Linked DNA regions of Mus musculus: regions 1, 2 and 3 are each linked to region 4. A link is a loop called in an ENCODE intact Hi-C map of the cell type or tissue named here. Cell type or tissue: heart. All regions are shown on one strand.

The links. Peaks named below come from ENCODE experiments on the same cell type or tissue, not always from the same donor. Only the 100,000 strongest peaks of a DNase experiment are listed, where the experiment ranks them.
Region 1: a loop joins it to region 4, with 2.2 times the contacts of the local background. A loop is called at or near these places in 3 of 42 quality-filtered maps.
Region 2: it touches region 4 in a loop (7-fold over the local background); 8 of 42 quality-filtered maps call a loop at or near these places.
Region 3: it touches region 4 in a loop (7-fold over the local background); 26 of 42 quality-filtered maps call a loop at or near these places.

What each region holds. Positions count from the first base shown.
Region 1 is chr3:89,572,552-89,577,551 of GRCm38, reverse strand. The region is part of intron 2 of Kcnn3 (potassium intermediate/small conductance calcium-activated channel, subfamily N, member 3); the gene reads right to left. Among named protein-coding and RNA genes, the nearest start is that of Kcnn3, 55 kb to the right of the region's middle. In heart, a CTCF peak has its summit at 3,090; no DNase peak of the experiment used is centred here; H3K27me3 peaks cover 425 bases.
Region 2 is chr3:89,447,176-89,452,175 of GRCm38, reverse strand. It overlaps Pbxip1 (pre B cell leukemia transcription factor interacting protein 1), which reads right to left. Exons shown (of 11, transcript NM_146131.2): 10 at 3,911-5,000; 11 at 1,224-3,503. The coding sequence ends at 3,410. Among named protein-coding and RNA genes, the nearest start is that of Pmvk, 9.4 kb to the left of the region's middle. In heart, a CTCF peak has its summit at 2,503 (motif pointing left); DNase peaks (open chromatin) are centred at 2,415, 2,895, 3,075 and 3,385; H3K4me3 peaks cover 838 bases; H3K27ac peaks cover 3,797 bases.
Region 3 is chr3:89,509,342-89,514,341 of GRCm38, reverse strand. No RefSeq gene overlaps it. Among named protein-coding and RNA genes, the nearest start is that of Kcnn3, 8.3 kb to the left of the region's middle. In heart, CTCF peaks have their summits at 1,902 (motif pointing left) and 3,174 (motif pointing left); no DNase peak of the experiment used is centred here; H3K4me3 peaks cover 721 bases; H3K27ac peaks cover 436 bases; H3K27me3 peaks cover 2,971 bases.
Region 4 is chr3:89,686,737-89,691,736 of GRCm38, reverse strand. No RefSeq gene overlaps it. Among named protein-coding and RNA genes, the nearest start is that of Adar, 41 kb to the left of the region's middle. In heart, a CTCF peak has its summit at 2,872 (motif pointing right); a DNase peak (open chromatin) is centred at 2,866; H3K4me3 peaks cover 487 bases; H3K27ac peaks cover 458 bases; H3K27me3 peaks cover 531 bases.

The DNA of each region.
Region 1 (5,000 bases), 110 kb after region 4:
ATACCACAGGAGTCAGGGGCACGGATGGGTTGGAGAGTGGAGTGCACCCCAACTAGCAAAGAAGTCTGCAGGATTTGGAGATGGCTGTCTGTTTGAGGCTAGCTCTGCCTCTCATCAGCCACGTGACTTTGAATAGGTAATCTCTCCCCTCTCAGCCTCACTTCACTTATCTGTAAAATGAGACTGCTGTCAAGGATAACTGGAATCCCTCGCCCACATGAGATGAATGGACATGTGGCTTGCTGCCACTGTCGCCGTGTGTGCAGCTGCATGCCAGGCCAAGGCTTGAAACAGGACCACAGCCTGAGATACAGTGTGTTACACAGGATGGAGGTGGGGTCAGGAGCTGGATGATAAAGGATGCTTGTGCAAATGAGGGCATGAAGCAAATCTATTTTGTATCAAAGCACATAGGTTACATAGAAGGTAATGAAGTCAATTCTGATGATAATCCTTGAACCACACATGAATATCCCTTAATGCCATTGAACTGTATTGTAAAGTGGCAAATTTTTATGTTACATATATTTTACTACCATTTTTAAGAAAAAAAAATTTAAGGGCTGGAGAGATAGCTCAGTGGTTAAGAGCACTGACTCCTCTTCCAGAGGTCCTGAGTTCAATTCCCAGCAGCCACATGGTGGCTCACAACCATCTGTAATGGGATCTGATGCCCTCTTCTGGTGTGTCTGAAGACAGCTACAGTGTACTCATATACATTAAATGAATAAAAGAAAAAAGAAATAAATGACAAAATCCAACCTAGACCCAGGTCAAGTGCCCATGGGTGTCCCTCCCCTCTGGCAGGGGAAGTTTCAGAGTGATGGAATGTCTTCTAACTTGCACCAAGTCTTTTAAACAAAATAGAAATGAAGGATGGGTTCTGTCTTCTCCTAATCCAACTACTGTGTTAGAAGGATCTGAGCAGTGCCGATTTCGCCATCTTTCTTCTTAGAAACGGGAAAATGTCACTTGACTAGCTCCTTGCCCAACAGGAAACTAGAATTACCAGAATTTTCTTGGCAGCATAATGCAATAACAAGTGTATAGAAATTTCTAGACGGTAAAAACTGTGCAGTGTCTTCCCATCTTACAAATCCTCAGAGTCAGATACTGCTCGCCCACTTTAGAATCATCGAGCTCCTGCTGTGTATTAGGCATTGAAGGAGCAACTACAGAGATGGCTACTGTTCCTCTGAGTGTGCAGAGAACCTTGGTGGTGCTGTCAAAGCGCATACCCCTAGGGAAGTGGGGTTTCATAGCCTGTGGGAGGCCAGACACAGTACAGTGGGGCTAATACACATTGCTGATGGAGGATTGTCACCATTGTGGAGAGAGATCAACATTTAAATATGGTAGCTATACCCTGCAGAGTCAGACTTGTCAGTCATGGATTACTAAATAAAAACCTCAAGCTGGGCGATGGTGGCACACACCTTTAATCCCAGCACTTGGGAGGCAGAGGCAGGCAGATTTCTGAGTTCAAGGCCAGCCTGGTCTCTATAGAGTGAGTTCCAGGACAGCCACCAGGGCTACACAGAGAAACCCTGTCTCGAAGGAAAAAAAAAAAAAAAGGCAAATAAATAAATAAATAAATAAATAAAAATAAAAACCTCAGTACCAAGTATAGGATACTTCCCTATGGGGTCAGGAAGGTCCCATAGGCCCTTAATACAATCCGAGCTATTGCCATAGCTCTTTGTTCCTCCCTGAAAAACTAAACTGTAAAACCCAATTGCAGAAGGTACAACATACTTTCATTGAAGGACATAGTGAAATCAGGCAAACTTGAAAACATCCCCCCACCCTGCTGACTAACTTTCATCATGCCAGAAGGTGGTAGCCAGGCCATCCCTGCATGCTATAGTACCAATCTGCCGGATGAGATGTGCCCACAAGTGCAATAGTGGCACAAAGGTTGTAGATGTAACCAGCTGCTTTAGGGTTAGATTTGAGACTGGGTTCACAGTAAAGAATCTGGGCCTGGTGCTGGTCCAAAGTCCATGAGTCCTGAGGTCACAGGCCCTAGGGGACAACCTGTTACTGTTGTTTTGCTAAATGACATGCTGTCAAACTATCTTCCAAATATCTATGCTTAGATCCATAGCGTAGTGCTGTGCTTAACATTAGCCAAAGAATCCTCTCTGAGCAGTGGTCACAGTTAATGCAGAGATCAATAGTTAGTCATAATACTGAGAATCAATGTATACTGAGTGCTCAGCCCTAAGTGGGACCCCTATATTAATAGCCCCAAATAAACAGAGGAGGAAGATAACTGGGTATGGTGGCACACGTCTGAAAATCAGGTCAGCTCTTAGGAGGCTGAGGCAGGAAAAGCCACAAGTTCCCAGCTACTTCAAATGAAGAAATAAACAAATACACACAACATAGCAATACAAATTTGGATGAATTAACTCTGAAAAAGCCTCAGACGTGCAAGTCCCCACAGTCAGAGACAGATTTTTCATGATGTGAGCTCGCTGCCCAGGGACTTTGGAGAAGGAGGCTGGAACTGCGTGGTGGGGGAGCTTGGGCACATACCGTGATCATTCTCAAGGCTTTAAAGAAGGCCGGTCAGTTTGTTTTTGGGAAAGACTTGAGAGAAGTCTCTTTTAAACTACAAGATACCAGAGCCCCCCAAAAAACTGTCATTTTGATGGCTTTCTATTTCAACTTTGAGGCCATTAGCTAGGTGTCCAATTCTGCTTCCGAGAAAGAGGCGAGGCTGTTAAAAGAAAGATGAGGTTGTTCAAATAGGCCCCTCCAGGAGCCTCTTGACCACGCACTGTCTGTCATTGTCCTCTGAAGCTCTCAGCCACTTTCCTTCTGGTTTTTATCTCCCAGTCATCAAGTGTCCCTCAGCTGTGGTACCTTCACAGAATCAGAAGCCCCAGAGATCATTTGGCCTGATCTATCTACTTTACAACCACAAAAAAATAAATAAAAGAAAATAAAGTGGAACTAGTGGTGGCCTATCTGGCTACAGTGACCAATACTCCAGACACAGGCTATTACATCCTGTGAGCACAGAGCTCACTGGAGCCGGAGCCCTGGGGTGGGGCGGATAGGAGGCCCTTCACACTAGCTCAGTCCCCCTGGTGGTATGATGACACTTTACACTGCTGAAGCCTCCTGAACAGCACACCCAATGTTCACTCCTTTCACATAGCCCAGGGTGAAGACAACTGAGTGGTTTCCAAGGCAACCTATATTCAGGTGCTGGGGCCTGTCTCAAGCCAGTGAGGGGAGAAGAAAAGGGAGAAGTCACCTTCCACTTACAAACATAATTCCTCCCAAACTAATTTGCCCCGGAGCCCCGTCAGGATCTAGGACAGAGACTCCCAGGGCCCGGGAAGATTTTGGAAGAGTTGGCAGGAAGAATTTGCAGGGCTGGAGAGATGATTCTGTGAGGATCCTGCATGCTGTCCAAGCGTCGAGCGTGAATCCCTGGGTTCAGATCCCCAGCTCCCACCTAAAAGCTGGGTGTAGCGGCCATATGCACTTGTAAGTCCACAAAACACGTGCGTTCTGGAGATTTGCTGGCCAGTCAGCTTAGGGGAAATGATGAGAGACCCTGGCTCAAAAGAAGGACAGAGAAAGGTACCCACTGTCAACCTCTGGCCACATATAAGTGAAAGAGCACACACACACACACACATCCTCATTCATCCTCTCCCACAATTAAAGAGGCATCGTCAATGGCACACAGCAAGTGGACTTGGGAAGTCTAGAGCTGTTTATCCTGGCTGGGACAAGTCTCAACATGTCCCGGATATGGGTTTCCATACCTTTAATAAGCACGGCACACATTCTGTTAGGAAACAGTATGATTCAGGATACCCATTTCCCAGAGACAAAACTGGAGATCAGTACCAACAGCCAAGATAGAGCCTGGCCCTCCCCTCGCCCCTGATATCATGGCAGAGCAGGCATCTTAATGCCTGCTGAGTGGAACAGAGGCAGGAAGCCAGCTATGAGGCAAAAGGGTTAAGCTCGAGTGTTTAAATATTTAGAAAATAAAGACACAGTGTCACATAAAAATTGACCATCAGGGCTGATATAGTAACCATGGCGATTCATGGCCGGGGCGTGAGAAAGGCTAACCAGAGTGCAGCAGAGAGGACCAGAGAGCAGCAGTGGGCAAGACCAATTCACAAGAGTAGCCTGTTGAGACCTTTGTTTTTTGGGATACAAAACTCACGAGCCAGAACCCAGCACTGTGGACTGAGACTAGTCCAGTCTTTTGGAGATGAGTTTTCTCCACAGAAGGAAGAAAGACCGCATCTGTGTTCCGTTCACTCACTCGCTGTTCAGCCGCTCTTTCTGAGTCTCACTATGTGCTAGACAGACATCTCTTAGCTCCAATACAGTCTCCATCACCATGAAGCCCACATCTAGAGCAGTGGGGCTGACTAAAGCTAGCATTTACCATCTACCAATCAGGCATGCCGCAGCAGGCAAAGAGCTAATGCTAAGTCACAGCCTAGACAGGCTCCTGGCTTGGAGACTGGAGGTATCCAGAGACAGTTCCTAGAGGAGGGATTTGCAGGCTAAAAGTGAAGATGGTGAAGGGGCAGGTCTGTGAGGACACTCCCAGATTATAAAGCACCAACTAGGCACAGTGCAACCAACGCCACCCAGGCACTGCCCACGTGCCAGCCACTAAGTCTCCTATCTTCAAAGAAGGTGGACTGGTCCCCTGCCAAAAGCCAAGCATCTGTATTCTTGCTGCTCGCTCTCTCGCTTCCTCACTCTCTAGCCTTCTCACTCTCACTCTCTCCTTTCTTCTTTTATTGAGACATGATCTCACACTGTAGCTCAGGCCTCCAACTCTTGATCTTCCTGCCTCCTCCTGAATGCTGGGGTACAGGCATTTGTGGGTGTCTTCATGGCAGGCTCTCCTCTCTTGCTTCCTTCTCTCCAGCCCTATCAAGCACAAGCTGATCCCAAGAGAAACAGCACCGCGCTGAGTCCCTGGAACACCCTCTCCCATCTTCTGT
Region 2 (5,000 bases), 240 kb after region 4:
CATGGCAACAGCTAGCTAGTCCTGAGGTCTGTCCTTGGGCCCAGCAAAGGAGACTGGGAACAGCTCTCAAGGGTAGTATTTACCCTAACTCTCAGGAACTAATAGGGACAGACAGGACCAGAGGTGACTCACTCCACTCCACTTGTCATTCTGTCACAGGTGGAGGGTGAGAGGGAGTATGGTCAGGAGGTTGCAAGAAGCAGAGAGAGAGAGAGAGACATGGGTGGTGAAAGGCTGGGTTGCGGGCATGTGGGGAGCCTGGAAAGGCAGTGAGAACAGATGAGAAGCAGAATCTGAAGGGAGAAGTAACAGGCTATGGCCCCCGGGAAAGCAGTTTTGGGGACTGGCTAACAGAATGATGTTTTCCACTTAAACGTAGAAGGCCCTGCAAAGGGTGTGGCGGTACAGGACTGTAGTCCCAGCCTCTCGGGCCCCAGAGGCAGGAGGATTGAAAGTCTGAGGTCAGGCAGGGATATACAGTAATATCCTGTCTCCAAACAAAAATGGTAAGAGGTGCCGCTGGCAGTAAAACCTTTGCCTGCCACACAGGGCGTCCTGGGTCTGACGCTAAAGAGAAGGGGAGGGAAAAAGAAACAGGACAGGAGAGAGGTATGGGTGAGAGAAGGGAGGCAGGAGAATAAGAGAAGGGGTGGAGGAGGAGGAGGAGATATCGATATCTGAGAGGAAGAGAGGTAAGGCCTGACTACCCTCCACTCCAGCGACACCCTCACAAAGCTCCCAGGGACACTCTGAGGGCAGCAGCCCCCAGAGAAAGGATGGAAAGTCACCGCAAACACCACGAGCTTCAACTAGACGAGTCCCAGCACAGACCCTAAAGAGCCAGCAGGGCCCAGCGCAGCAACAAGCATCTCTGCTCCTAGAATCACTTTGCCCTGCGGTGCTGTCCTCCAGCCCTCAAGCAACCACAGGGCACTGCCTCCAGCCCTTCTCACACTCCATCCCACGCACTGGCCCCACCGTCAGAGGAGCGCCTGTGGTCACTCTTCAGTGTCACTATAGGTTGTGCGAGTGAGAGAGAGAGGGACCTCAAGGCCATGGTGGGTATGAGGCCCTTCCCCCATGGGGCCCCAATGTACCTGGTTCCCTGGCCCTCCCCAGCATGCCCCTTGGGTTAATGGCTCTCCTGTCCTTCCTAGCTTGGTAGTTGCAGATGCAGTTCCACTGATAAAGCCCTGAGGGTGTGAGAAGAGAAGAACCAGGCTAGAGGAACTCTGAGACTCCAAAATTTATTATCCAACATGAGCTCTTGACATGGAAACCAGAGGCCAGAGAGCCCTGTACCAACACCATCTAGGAAACCAAGGCAGGCCTGTGAATCCCCATCTCCAGACCCAGCACCCCAACATGCCAGCCTACCTGCCTCCGGCCTTGAGCTTTCACCCAGCCACCAAGGTCACCACATCTGTATAAACAGATCGATCTCTGAGGACCCTTGAGTGAGCAGCAAAAGCAGGGTTAAACCTGCCTTCCTTCTGAGGGACACTGGTCCAGAGAGACAGGGAATATAATTGTCTTTCTAAACCAGACGGCTCCTTCCTGGAGCCCCCAGCCTACAACACTGACCTGTGTAAGGTAATGTGCCTTAAGTCTAACCAGAGCTCCTGCTGCTGCAGATTCCATGCATATTAAAGGGTCTACAGGCCTAGGGCCTCACTACCTGGTTCTCATACACAATAGACTTTTATTTTCAAGAAATGTGGTGATGGGTGATCTTTTTTTGTTTTTGCGTGTATGTTTGTGTACCGTGTGTGTGTGTGCCTGGTGCCTACAGGGCCAGAAGAGAACATCAGATCCCTGGAGACTGAAGTTGCAGACATTTGTGAGCTACCATGTGGGTGCTGGGAATCAAACCTGGGGCTTCTGGAAGAGCAGCCTGTGCCCTCAGCGGCTGAGCCATCCCTCCAGCACCACACAGCAGACTGTTTAAACATTTGTGGAATGAGCCACCCTTTCTACCTGTCTTGTCTAGCACGGAAATTAAACAAGCCACTGCACTTAAAAGCCTTTTAACAGTGACATAAAAGCATTGCTAAATAATTCAAAATCGATTCCAGCACTTTCTAGAGCCTACAGTCCTGTTTTGTTTCCCTGGCTATCCTGGAACTCACTTTGTAGATCAGGCTGGCCTCAAACTCAGAAATCAGCCTGCCTCTGCCTCCCAAGGGCTGGGATTAAAGGCGTGCATCACCATTGCCCAGTAAGCTTACAGTCCTTAATCCCCTCCTTAATTGACCTGACCTGTGTGGTCACTGCCCCCTAGAGTCCCTGGGAGAGTTCCAGAGCTAGAAGCCCAGTGTGCTACCAATGGCGTAGAGGTTTGAACTGAGGGGGCGGGGCGTTCCTGAAGAATAACCAGGGGGATTCTGGGAATTCTTGAGAGCTAGTCAATGGGTAGGGTGTCTGGGGTGTGGGGTGGTGACCAGGGGCAGGAGGGAGAAGTCTAGAGAAATGTGAAGCCAGAGCGCCACCTAGTGGCTCCCTCACCTCTGCAGACCCAGGTTAGCGTGTTCCCTGTCCTCCACAGCACGCTCCAAAAAAGGGATCGATTCTTGTGTGGCAGAAACAGAATGTCTGCTTCCTTGCTTCACTGACTCCATTCCCTTCAGCTCTCTTTCTGAGGATAAGAACACCACACCACACTGCGGAGAATGACCTGGCTTGAGGCCACCCCACCTGGACTGTGAGACAATTGGTGGCTGGACTCAAGGCTAGGCTCCTTGGGGAAGGTGGGCGCACATGGGGAATGGATGGGAAGGCCGAGTGCAGTGCCTAGATTGTGCCTAAACACCAGCGTGGTGACTGCAAGGTGTTCCTTGCATTTAGGGACCACCTCAAGTGACAGAGCCCCGCCATGGTGGGACAGCTCAGGTGGGGAGGTGAAAGCCGCAAGAGGCATGGTGAGGACTCCTCAGGCTTAGGGATAGCTGTCTCCACAGCTAGCTAAACCCCAAGGCAAGTCTGGAGCTAAGTCTCTAACCAGCAGCTCTAGCACAGGGTGATAGGCTCTGCTGTGGACCCAGGATAGCCACAAAAAAATGACAGCTCTCTGACTTCAGAATAAGAGTCCTCCCCAGCAGGCTCCCAGCAGGCCCCTACATGTCACTTAGTACCCAGGGCCTTTATCTTTGCATATGTCTGCTTAGACAGTTCAGCAGCGCCAACTATGGCCTTTTTTTTTTTCTTCTTCTTCTTTTTTTTTTTTTTTTTTAGCAAAAGTGGTACCAGTGCAGGGCCAAGTGCGTTGCTCTCTTCTGTGAAGGTCATTCAAGGGCACCAACGAGCCAGGAGGGGCCCGCTGGACAGTGGGAGCATAGCTGCTAGGGTCACATAACTCCAGGCATCTTGAGCTGGGTGCATGCCAAGGCCGGCTGTTGCAGCAGGACAGGGCTCAGCCTTGGTGGTAGTGGTGCGGATGGCGGCTGTGCTCTTCCCTGGGCCCCACAACTCTGGGGTTCCAGGAGTGCTTCTCCTTCTTTCGTGACCTATGGGGGAGACAGGGAAGGAAGCAGGAAATGGCCTTTAGGAAACAATGCCACATACTGAGATAAGACCCTAAGGAGAAGGAGCCCTGTTCTTCTGGTGGAGGCCAGCTCAGGTGACTGCCACCAAGCAAGGGAGGAACCTGGGCTCCAGGATGAATCCATTGGGGGAGACAAGGGGCCCTCTATGTACAGGCAAGGTGGGGAGGGGGTCCTGGCTCAAAGGGGGACCCCTCAGGACCACTGCAGCCCCTCATGGGAAGATAGGATGTGTACCCAGAAGCCTTCTTTTTGTAAGGCCAGGGGATCAGAAATGAAGAGAGAGACTCAAGCTACAGACCTCTTCATTCAGGGCCCAACGCCTTCAAATCCCTCGGCTACTCTCTCCCACGCCCATCCCCAATTCCCACCTCTTCTTCAGGGCCTTGTCCCCAAAGAAGTGGCCGAAGACAAAGTCCTCAAAGTCATCCACTTCATCATCGTCGCCTGTCTGTTTCAGTGCCACCTCCTCCAGGCTGTCCTCCAAGGCATCCACAAAATCTCTGAAGCGAAGCCGGTCATGCCTGAAGATGCCATCTTCTCCAAAGTAAGCAGGTGAGAGGGGCAGCTGTTTGGTCAGCTGCCCGGCCCAGGGCAGCCGAGACAAGTATTCTCTCAGCACAGAGGCCAGCTCCTGCTGCCGCACAGGGGCCAGCTCCACACCAAAGAGGGCCAGGCCCTCCTGCCGGGCACAGTCGGCCACACCTGAACAGCCCTGAGGGGGTCGGTACTTGCGCCTCAGCAGCTCCTCCCAGGAGGACAGGGCGTCAGGGCTGTTGTCTTTCCCCCAAGAATGCTTCTGCCTTTCTACAGAATGGGAGTTCCCATCTTTCCTAGGGTGTACCTTGGGGTCCTGTCGCTTGCTGTCCTTTCTGCTCCCAGATTCGTCCGCCCGCAGTCTGTCCTCCCTCCAGCGCCCAGTGTGCTCCCGGCCCTCATCCCTCCAGCTCCTTTGCCTCTCCTGGCCAGACTCCTCCTTCCTCGGCTTCCAGTGCTCAGCCTTCTGATCCCTCTGCCCACCGCGCCACTTCTCCTTCCCACCCCACTCCCTGGGACTCTGGGTGTGAGGCTTCTTCTGGTGCCAGGCCTCCGAGTCATTGGGGGACCTGCCAGTGTTGATACCCTGATTCTCGAGGTCCTGCAGTGTCTGGGCCAACATGTGACCGAGTTCAGCCAGGCCAGGGTGAGCTGGGGCTCCCCGGCCAGCATCCCGCAAGCCCCTCTGCAGGTCCCAGTGCACAGACCCCAGCAGCTGCCACTGTCTCTGCAGCTCCTGCCTTAGGGCCTTGGCCTCCGCCTCAAGCTGCTTATGCTGCTCCAATAAGCTGGGGTCTGGCTCCTGCCCCTTGTGGCCTTGTTCTTTAGTGGCCTTGCCATCCTGTGGATCTCCACCCCAGTTGAGACACACCCCATCTACACCCCGGACACAGTTAGCCTCTAGCCCTTGGAGTCGGGCCCTTA
Region 3 (5,000 bases), 180 kb after region 4:
TTGGTGAGTATACATATCCTATAATGTTTCTTTCCTCTGGGTTCCTCTACGCTCAGACTCTGAGGTGAGGTATGTTAAAACTTAACTATAGGGCTGGAGAGATGGCTCAGTGGTTAAGAGCACTGACTGCTCTTCCAGAGGTCCTGAGTTCAATTCCCAGCAACCACATGGTGGCTCATAACCATCTGTAGTGGGATCCAATGCCCTCTTCTGGTGTGTCTGAAGACAGTGTCAGTGTACTCATATAAAAAAAATCTTAATGATATATAAATATATAAATAAATCTTTTTTAAAAATTAACTATAACCTATTTACCACCTGAAGACTAAGGTATGATAACTACAGTGCCTTCTTCCTCCGGCCACCAAGCCACACACTAACACTAACTAAACACCTATGCATGCCAAGGAATCACACAACACCCTGCTTTGCTAAACAAAAATTAAACTTAGTTTAGGCACCACTGTGATGGGGACAGACCTATGACCTGTCCACACCTGGAGCATTTTCTGGGACTTGCTCTGTGCATATGTGATGCCAACAGCCAGGGGTCAGGTCAGCGTACCCATTCTACTGCTGGAAAAATGGGGTCAAGACAGCAAGCAGCTAGCTCTTGCTTACAGGAGGCAAGAGGCCAAGCTACAAACCAAAAAAGTCACATCTGTTGACTCCACCCTATCTCTGGGCTCTTTCCCTTCCAGGAAGGCATGTCACTTCCCTATGTTTGTCACTCCTGTCCCAGACCTCACAGGAGCCTCTCTGATGACAGGAGAGGCTCTAGGGAGAAACACTGAGTCTGCCATGGCTGTAAAGGTCGGCTGGTCCCTCCCTAGTGAAAAGATGGGAAGGGGTATCTGGGCAAAGTCCTGGGAGGAGCCATGGGCTGGACCCCACCCCGGTGGCTTCCAGCTGCCATTTTCTTCTGCCAGCAATCGTAAGGAGCACATCTCAGCACTCAACTTATAAAGCCAGACCCTTCAGGTCTCCTGCCACCACTGGCTGTGAAGACCAGATATATTATTAAATGCTTCTCACGAACCCTTCCTCTCTGGCGCTTCGGCGTGAGAACTTACTGTTCTGGACAGATGAATCACTCCAGATGGGAGCAGTTGTCTGCGGGGTCAAGGTCAAATGAAAGGTGTTGGCACTGTGACGGGAAAGAAGTGTGTCTAGGGAAAAGGCTGGGAAACAGGCACAGAATGCCAAGATTCTGTCACCGTGGTGGCCTGTTGGGTTCCCGGTGGTAGCACATACACTCGGTAAACAGGGTCACCATATGGACTGAGAAAGCCAGTAGCTAACAGAGGCTCATATAGACCCCTGACTAGAGAGGGCTTCATCCCAGAGCTTAGAACTATCCAAAATGGTGTCTTCTTGAGGCCAAATCAAGGAGAGATCCCTTCACCTGCCAGACTGGCTGTCTTGTAGACAGTGAGGACTTCCGGCAAGAGAAGGGCTTCTTCGCCTGGGTGGCATTCATAGCTGCTGGATTCTTAGCATTTGTAGCAGTGCCTACCGCAGAGCATGCTCTTATTAAAATATACTGAGGAAATTGGCTGCTTGGCCCCAGCTCCAAAATGATAGAGGAAGAAAGTCTCTAACAGTTTCCAAGACACAAAGGAGGCCCCAGTACCACCCAAGGTACTAGAGCCAAGTAGACAGGGCCTGACAGGAAAAGAGCGCTCTGGGGAACAACTCTCTTGCAGAGAGAGTAAGGAACAGTTGTGGGACCTGACTGGGGTTGCCCTGAGCCTGCTGAACCCACCACAGCAGATCTGTCAGGTAAAGAGCAAAGGGCCTGGAGGCTTGTACACCAGATACAACTCTGAGATTAGACCCTACTGACTCCAATTTGCTCTGCTCTCCCACCTAGGGTAGAGCAACCTGTGGAGGGTTTGTGCAGAATGTGGTGCCCTCTGCTGGTGGCACATAGACTTGCACTCCAGGCAGCTTGGGGGACACACACACACATGCACACACTCGCACACAGGTGCCCCTTACGCCCAATCCCAACTAGCCAACTCAACAGTCAGCATCCTTCTACAAAGACCCAAGAACTAAAGTGGATGCCAGGAGCCCTTGTGCTATTCTGAAAAAATAAGCTTTCTTTGAGGTGCAGGGGGGAAAGGTCTCACTGTGTAGCTCTCGATGACTAGAAACACACTATGTAGACCGTGTTGGCCTCAAATAGCACAAAGGTAGCTCCTATCTATCGAGACTCGATACACGGTAGAGAAGGTGTGAGCCCCGATGCTCTATGAGGACAGCACAGTGCCTTTGAGTGGGAAGGCTGGACAGGAACACAGAGCTGCCTCAGGCCCACACTTACTTGAAAGAAAAATAAGCTGGGAGGGAAGTTCATAAAACCCACACATCTTAGGACAAGCTGGGTGCCCAGGTCTCTTTGGCAAGCCCTCTTCCCCTGACCTTGATCTTGGTTTTACTTGGACGTATAGCAGCAGTCCCACCCCTACCCCTGCCTCAGCATCTCCTGCCCTGTTGCCCTTACAACCTCAGCCTCATGTAACCACTGCCGCACGAGGAAGGAAGCCCCGACATCCCTCATACACCCAAGAGCACACCCAGGACCAAGGCCCCAGATCCAGTGCGCTGCTGAGATGCGGGCCAGACAACGCCTGCCTATCCCTTCCCTCGCCTCCCTTCACTCCTGGTAAAGGTGAAAGCCAGAGGGTTGCTATGGACACGCGGCTGCGCTCTCCCTCCTCAGCAACAATCCGAAGCTGTCCTCCCTGCTGGAGACCAGGTCTCTAATTGCCAAGCCTAGGAGGCAGCCTGGATGCTTCAGGGAGGGACTGGGTGGCTGAGAGCCCGAGGATTAGACGGGCTGTGGCAGGAACGAGAGAGTGACAAGACGGAAATCACCTGAAATTGGAAGCAACAAGCTTGACCCGTGTCGGGAGACTGACAAAACCAATGTTGATTCAGCCAGAATTAGAAAAGCAATAAGTGTCTAAACAGGCTCCCTGTCAAATCGGACACTTAATCACTCTGGCCAGTGTCTCTCAACAGGACACTGGGAGGAAGAGAGGGCTGAGAAGTCGAGAGCTGGGGACAGAACAAGTCTGTGGGAAGACCTTCCACAGCCTTCTTACTTACACAAAGCAGCCACAGTCCAAGTGTTTCTGGGTTAGGTTCCTGGCCACTGCGCCACCCTGTGGACAGAAGTACCCCAGATTGCCACATGCCCCCTCGTTTGAACAACCAAGAACAGCTCATCATCACCAATGCTAGCCACTCCCTTACCAGCCATGGGCTCAGAACAGTCCCTGCAATGGGCTCCCACTATATGGCTATTGACTTTAATCTTGCCACCACCACAAGACCAGAGGACATCACTGTTCTAAAACTCCCCTCTAGGACACTGCCACTCTACTCTGTTCCCAGCTGTAAGAGCAGAGATTCCCCTCCACAGAGAAGTCACCACAGCTGCCACCTGTTCTCCAGACTAGAACAAGACCTTGCCACAGACTCAAGACTCATGTTGAGCATCCTAACCAGAGACACCAGCTGCTGGACAGGACCAAGTGACTTCATGTCCCAGAACCTTCCAGAAGAGGGCATAGAGGAAAGCATGCTGGCCCTAAAAGTCACTGTGCATGAATTCCAGGGTGGCCTTCTGGGAGCCACATTGTCTCATTCAGAGCCTGTATAGGTGACTCAGCACAGGCATAAGGAGGACGAGGCCAGTTATGCCCGGTTACCACCTCTCCCCCATCACTTCTTGGAAGACAAGACTGTGAATAGATAGAGACGGGAGAAGGAACAAGATGTGTGTGCACGTACATGTATGTGTGCGGGTGCATATATGTGTGTATGACTAAAGCTGTGTGTAAAGAGGCTGGAGACGACACAGGGGAAGGGACCTAAGACGTTTCTAACGGAACCACTTGCCAGGAGCTCTCTGTATGAAGTTGCCCCCATTTATAGTGACACTGGCATGCAGAGCTGGGGACCTGCCCCGACCCAACACTGAGTCCAGACTCGGGCCCACCCCTGTCTTCACTCCTTCCCATCTGGTACTACAAAATCACACGTCGGAGGGGGGATAGGTAAGGCTGTGTGTTTCAGAAAGAACGAGTGCCAAGTAAAAGCCATTATTCCAGCTGGGGAGGTTTTTTCCTATCATTAGGAAACCTTGCCTTCTCTGATTGTTTCCGAAACGGTGTTCCCAGGGCCATTTTGATGACAAATTGCTGCTCCCACAATCCTGTGGCCCCATTCTGGGAACTCCTGGGCAGCCTGCGGAGTGCTAATCCTCTTTTCTCAGAGCAGAGTTTTCTTCCTTCCTCAAGTGATTAAGCCCGGCAGCCCCCACAAACTGGCAAATGTGAGCCCCCTGGGGCAAGAAAAGCCAGTGGCTTGTTGCATCTTGCCTTTTCCATCTGAGCCAAGGGGGCCGGAGAAAGGGCAAGGAAAGAAAGCAGGGCAAATCCTGGCCAGCAGCTCCCAGTATCCACCATCAGTTGTCTAGTGTAGCCACCTCCAGCAATGGAAGCCTTGACTGTGGTGGGGGTGGGGATGGGGCGGCTTCGGCATCTCCTGACAAGGGTCAGACAGGTCATCAACTTCCCCATGCCTGTGGAGAGGTTCAGGCTGCCTGGCACTCCATCCTCAGCTGAGCAAAACTACTGTTGGAGGAGCAGCCAACAAGAGACCCTGAGTTTGGGCTTAGGAAGTTGATTTGGGTACTGCTAGCAGTAGAAACAAAGGAAGAGTAAATATCTGTTAGTCTGGCCAGTCAGTCGCAACAAGAGACCCTGAGTTTGGGCTTGGGAAGTTGATTTCGCAACAGAAGAGACTGGCTCCCTAGAAGTAATGAATGTGACATGGCTAAGGACCTAGGAAGGTTTGGGGGGCTGTTTGGGTTTTGTTTTGGTTGGTTGGTTGGTTGGTTGGTTAGTTGGTTTTCAAAATATTTATTTCATACGAGTGTTCTGTCTTCAGACACACCAGAAGAGGGCATCGGATCTCATTACAGA
Region 4 (5,000 bases):
TTAGGGTTGCCCAGCTGGAGGCTTTGGCATCCCAGTCAAAGCAGGCATCAGTAATGGTCATCAAGCAGAGGTGCCTATCCATGGTCAGGATATCCTGTTTGCTGGGATCCCCCATGGTCACCAGAGAGTGAAAGAAAAGTAGTTTCTGCCAGTTTGACTAGGAGAGAAGGTCTAAAGGAAGCCTTCATGCCCTGTGAGAGACCTATCTTATGGGTTGGCCAGGCAGCACGGGACAGTAGGCTCTGCCTCTCCAACACACACACACCCGTGGACATGGACGTCCTTGTGAGACTCCTGAGAAGTCTTCACTCATCATTGATGTGCACTACTCCCCTCTCCTCCCCTTTCTCCCTCCTCTTTCACATCCCTCCTCCCATCCTAGTTTCTGGCTTTGTGGCTAGTTTCAGGCTGCTCTAACGCTTGTGATCATCTGCTCTCAGCTCCCTAAGAGTTGGAGTACATGTATGTCCCACCAAACAACACTTTATTGTCCTTTTCTTTAAAAAAAATGTAGTGTGTGTGTGTGTGTGTGTGTGTGTGTGTGTGTGTGAGAGAGAGAGAGAGAGAGAGAGAGAGAGAGAGAGAAAGAAAGAGAGATAGGTGTGTGGTGTGTGGTGTGTGTGTGTGGTGTGTGTATGTGTGTGTGCTTATGCCATATTCTAATCTTTCTCCCTCATGATAGAGTGCTTGTTTATCACACATAAAGTCTTAGGTTTTATCTCCAACACTGTATAATCTGGGTGTGGTGGCACTCACCTATACTTACCACTCTGAAAATGAAAGCAAGAAAGTCAACATTCAGGGGCAGGCCCAAAAGATGGCTCAGTGGTTAAAGGGACTTGCCACCAAGGTTGATGATCTGAGTTCAGTCCCCAAGACCCACAGGAGAGAACGGGTTCTTACCACATGTGCAAGCACACACACCACTCACAAAAGTTCTGATGGTTTGAATGAGAATGGCCTCTATAGGCTTATACATTGAATATGTAGTTCTCGATTGAAACTGTTTGGGAAGGATTAGGGGGTGTGGCCTTATTAAAGGAAGTGTATCCCTGGAAGTTGACTTTAAGGTTCCCAGTACTCTTGTGGATCAAGATGTGAGTTCTCAGTTGCTCCTTGTTTTGCCCTCAGGGACTTTAACTTCCTTCCTTCCTTCCTTCCTTCCTTCCTTCCTTCCTTCCTCCCTCCCTCCCTCCCTCCCTCCCTCCCTCTCTCTCTCTCTCTCTCTCTCTTTCTTTCTTTCTTTTTTTGAGACAGGGTTTCTCTGTATAGCACTGGCTGTCCTGGAACTCACTCTGTAGACCAGGCTGGCCTCGAACTCAGAAATCCACCTGCCTCTGCCTCCCAAGTGCTGGGATTACAGGCGTGCGTCACCACTGCCTGGCTGGACTTTAACTTTCTGAGGCTGCAAGCCAAATTAAAAGGTTTCTTAATAGGTTGCCTTGGTCTTTGTGTGTTATCACAGCAAGAGAAAAGTAACTAAGACACATGTAAAGTTCATACATTGGAAACAGCAGCAGGCGTGGCCACCATGCCCAGTTATGTGTTTGTGTGTGTGCGCTGTGTGTGTGTTGAATAGATAAATGTCACATGTATAGACAGGTGTACTCACATGTAATGCCCAGAAGTTGACATCTGGATAATTTCTCCAAACACTTCTGGGCCTCTATTTATCAATTTGGGGGCAGTCTCTCACTGAACTTTGCCATTTTGGATAGAATGGCCATCAAACCCCCAGGATCTGCCTGTTTCTAACTCCCAAATCTACATCACAGGCAGCATAACCAGACCTGGCTTTTATTTGGATGCTGGAGATTTGAACTCAGGCTTGTGCAATAAACATTTTACCCATTGAGCCAACTCCTTGACTCCTGGCTTAAAATATCCTATTCTTCATCAAGATTTCTATTTTATCTGCATCTATTTAGGTTCATATTTCTTATTTTATTCAGTGAGTTTTATTATGTTACTGTATTATTTGTTTTGATGTTTTAATTGAAGATTTGTCCCTGAGAAAGCCTCCACACTAGCCTCCCTCTTCACACACACACACACACACACACACACACACACACACACACACACCTTCAGTTCTACAAAGGGACACTTTATTCTACAAGCTAGAAGTATTCCCTATATCTTTCTGACGTGCTCCAATTATTAACCAATGTCTAAAAACCTTTATGAAAGGCTGAATTAGCTGTATATAGAATTTGGCTAATTGCATTTGCTCAGAGTGGTATTTTCTGTTAAAGCGAAGTATCCTGAGAGAATGTTAAATCACAAGGCAGGAGAGGATATAAATGAAAATGCTGATTTATCAATGGGAGCTCTTGGAGTGTCTGGTCTATCAGGAGAAATGAAGCCATCCCATGTTTTCCCCTCTAGGAGATTATAATTAGAAGCTGAGCCTTTGCACAGCATTTTAAAGTTACTCTTAATTTTCAGCTTCTCATTAAAATGTATATTTGTTGTCTGGGAAGACTTATTAATAGTTCTGCAAACTCTCTGCTGCTTGTTAGGAACAGATTGTATATGTAAATAGGCTTTTCAGGCGCTTGAGAGCAAACACCTCCCTCGTCGGGGCTGTACACTTGGAGAATACTAACCAGGGGGCATTGTGCAGCGCCGGTCCCTCCGGGGGCATCGTGCAGCGCCCGTTCCTCCGGAGGCATCGAGCAGCGCCGGTCCCTCCGGGGGCATCGTGCAGCACCCGTTCCTCCAGTTCTTTGCCAGCACCTTGAGGGCGGCTCCTTCAGCAGCATCACCTCTAAATCTGCCTGAAGCCATCAGGGACGACTGCTCCTAGAAACCCAGGAAATGCTGGCTTGGGTGGAGCCCGTGGTCCCGCAGGCACTTCCCTTCTGTCCACCGGATGGCAGCATTGAGTCAGGGCTGCAGCCTGGCAAGGACTGGCTCTGGGAAGATAGAAAGACCAGGTTTCTTCCTGAGAGAACCAGGTTCCTGTGTTCTCCTAGGCAAGCCTCTAAAACCACATAGAGTGAGGTTTGCCCACCCCACCTTCGCTGCGCCGGGTAAACAATGACAGCATTGTGGTGTATTCGGTGTCGATTTCCTTGAGAATCCGAGGATACATCTCAGATAGGCTTTCAAGGTTCAGACTTAGAAGGTGCAATTGGGCAAGCAGGCTGAATTCCCTAGCTCAGTTCATGTAGAAGCCATTGAATGTAAAGGATTAATGGCGTTATTTAATGAGAGGCTAGGGGTACTTCTCAGGAAGAGAATGCCTGCCAAGCATTGCAAAAGCAAGACATACCCTACAAACACTCAGGAGAATAGAAGAAAAAACTGTTGGGTGTCTGTCTGCTTTGCCTTTACCCTAAGCCTAACCGTGAGCTAGCATCAGAACTTCATGGAAGGACTCCTTAAAGCACAGATTGCTGGCTCCATCCCCAAAGCTCTTCACTCAGTAGACTTAGGCTAGGGTCAGCTTATTAGCATTTTAACAAGTTTTCTGGTGATGTTGATGCAGCTGGACCAGGGAATTGGTCCATTTAATCACATTTAATCCTCAGCAGCCCTTTGATATAAGCATTGTCCTTTTGCAGATAAGAAGCAAAAATACTTGAGGCTAGGGATGTAGTCTAATGGAAGAGCTAGACAAATTCCCTTCACAGGCTAAAATATGTGCCTTGTTGGTCTGACTCCCAAAACCTCCCTCCGTGTACTGCACATGTACTTTGGCGGTTCCTCTGAGTGCCATGGTTTCCAAACACATAAACATGGGACAGATATCGGTTCTGACAGTTGGAGACTTTAAGAGTTTAGCACTTTATCTTTGGAGTCGCTCAGGGTGAAAGCTACGAAGGTGCCGAGCAGGCGTGGCAGACTTGCTTCTGTGTGCAGGATGCAGCTGTTTGCGCTGTCTACTGAAATGTCTTTGGAAATGAAGTGTTGATACTGTTCAGTATTTCGGCCCCCAAACCCTAACCGTGGATCTGGAAGACGGTGTGAAAATGAGGCAGAAGGAAGAAACTACAGAATCTGTGAGCTTACCCATGGAGGGGACACAGTTTGCCTGTGGAAATGAGCAACTAAAATTGGGTGGCCTTTCCCTAGCGGGGATTTGACATAATAATGACTCTTCCACAGAGCCCTGTGTCATCTGGGCTGGACTGAGCAGAGGCTCAGTGTTTGCTCTCCAGGTGACTGATGCTTTCTTCCATCAATTCCCCAACTCTAGATCCACAATCAAACCTGAGCTCTCAGAGGCAATATTTGGAAATAGTATTTGTGAAGACAGGGTGGGGGTGGGAAAAAGACATGGAAAATAGAATGGAGGGGGAGGTGGAAAGAGGGATGGAGGGAAGGAGGGAGGGAGGGATGAATGGAGGGAGGGAGAGAAAGAGGGAGGAAGGGAGGGAAGGCAGGCAAAGGCAACTTTTAAAAGGGCTTATTTTGGCTCTGAATTCCAAGAGGACACAGTCCATGGTGACAGCAAAGTGTGGCAAAAGGAGCATCAGGAAACGGCCACAGTGCATCTATAGTCAGAAAGTGTGAACCAGGAAGAGCCATGGATCCTGGTTTGAGCAGGTAACAGCACAGTACATCTTGATGGGGGGTGGGGGGAGGGGCGAGGGCCAGGATGCAGGGACGCCTGTTCATCCCATGGTAAACTTGTTCTTCCTTGCTTAGGGTGAGCGTGCTCATCTCACTTTCTCCTTCTTTGGGACCCTACCCAGGAGATGACGACATCCACATTGAAGGCGAGACTTTCCACCTCAACGAACCAGAATCTAAACATTCCCTCACAGACATGTCCAGAGATCAGTTTTCATGGTGATCCTAAATCCTACCAAGTTGATGACAAGACTGGCATCACAGTGTCCAAACACCTGGAAGAGAGAAGTGTCTACCCGGCAGGGATTGAGAATAAAGCATATGGCCGGGTGTGGTGGCGCATGCCTTTAATCCCAGCACTCGGGAGGCAGAGGCAAGCGGATTTCTGAGTTCGAGGGCAGCTTGGTCTACAAAGTGAG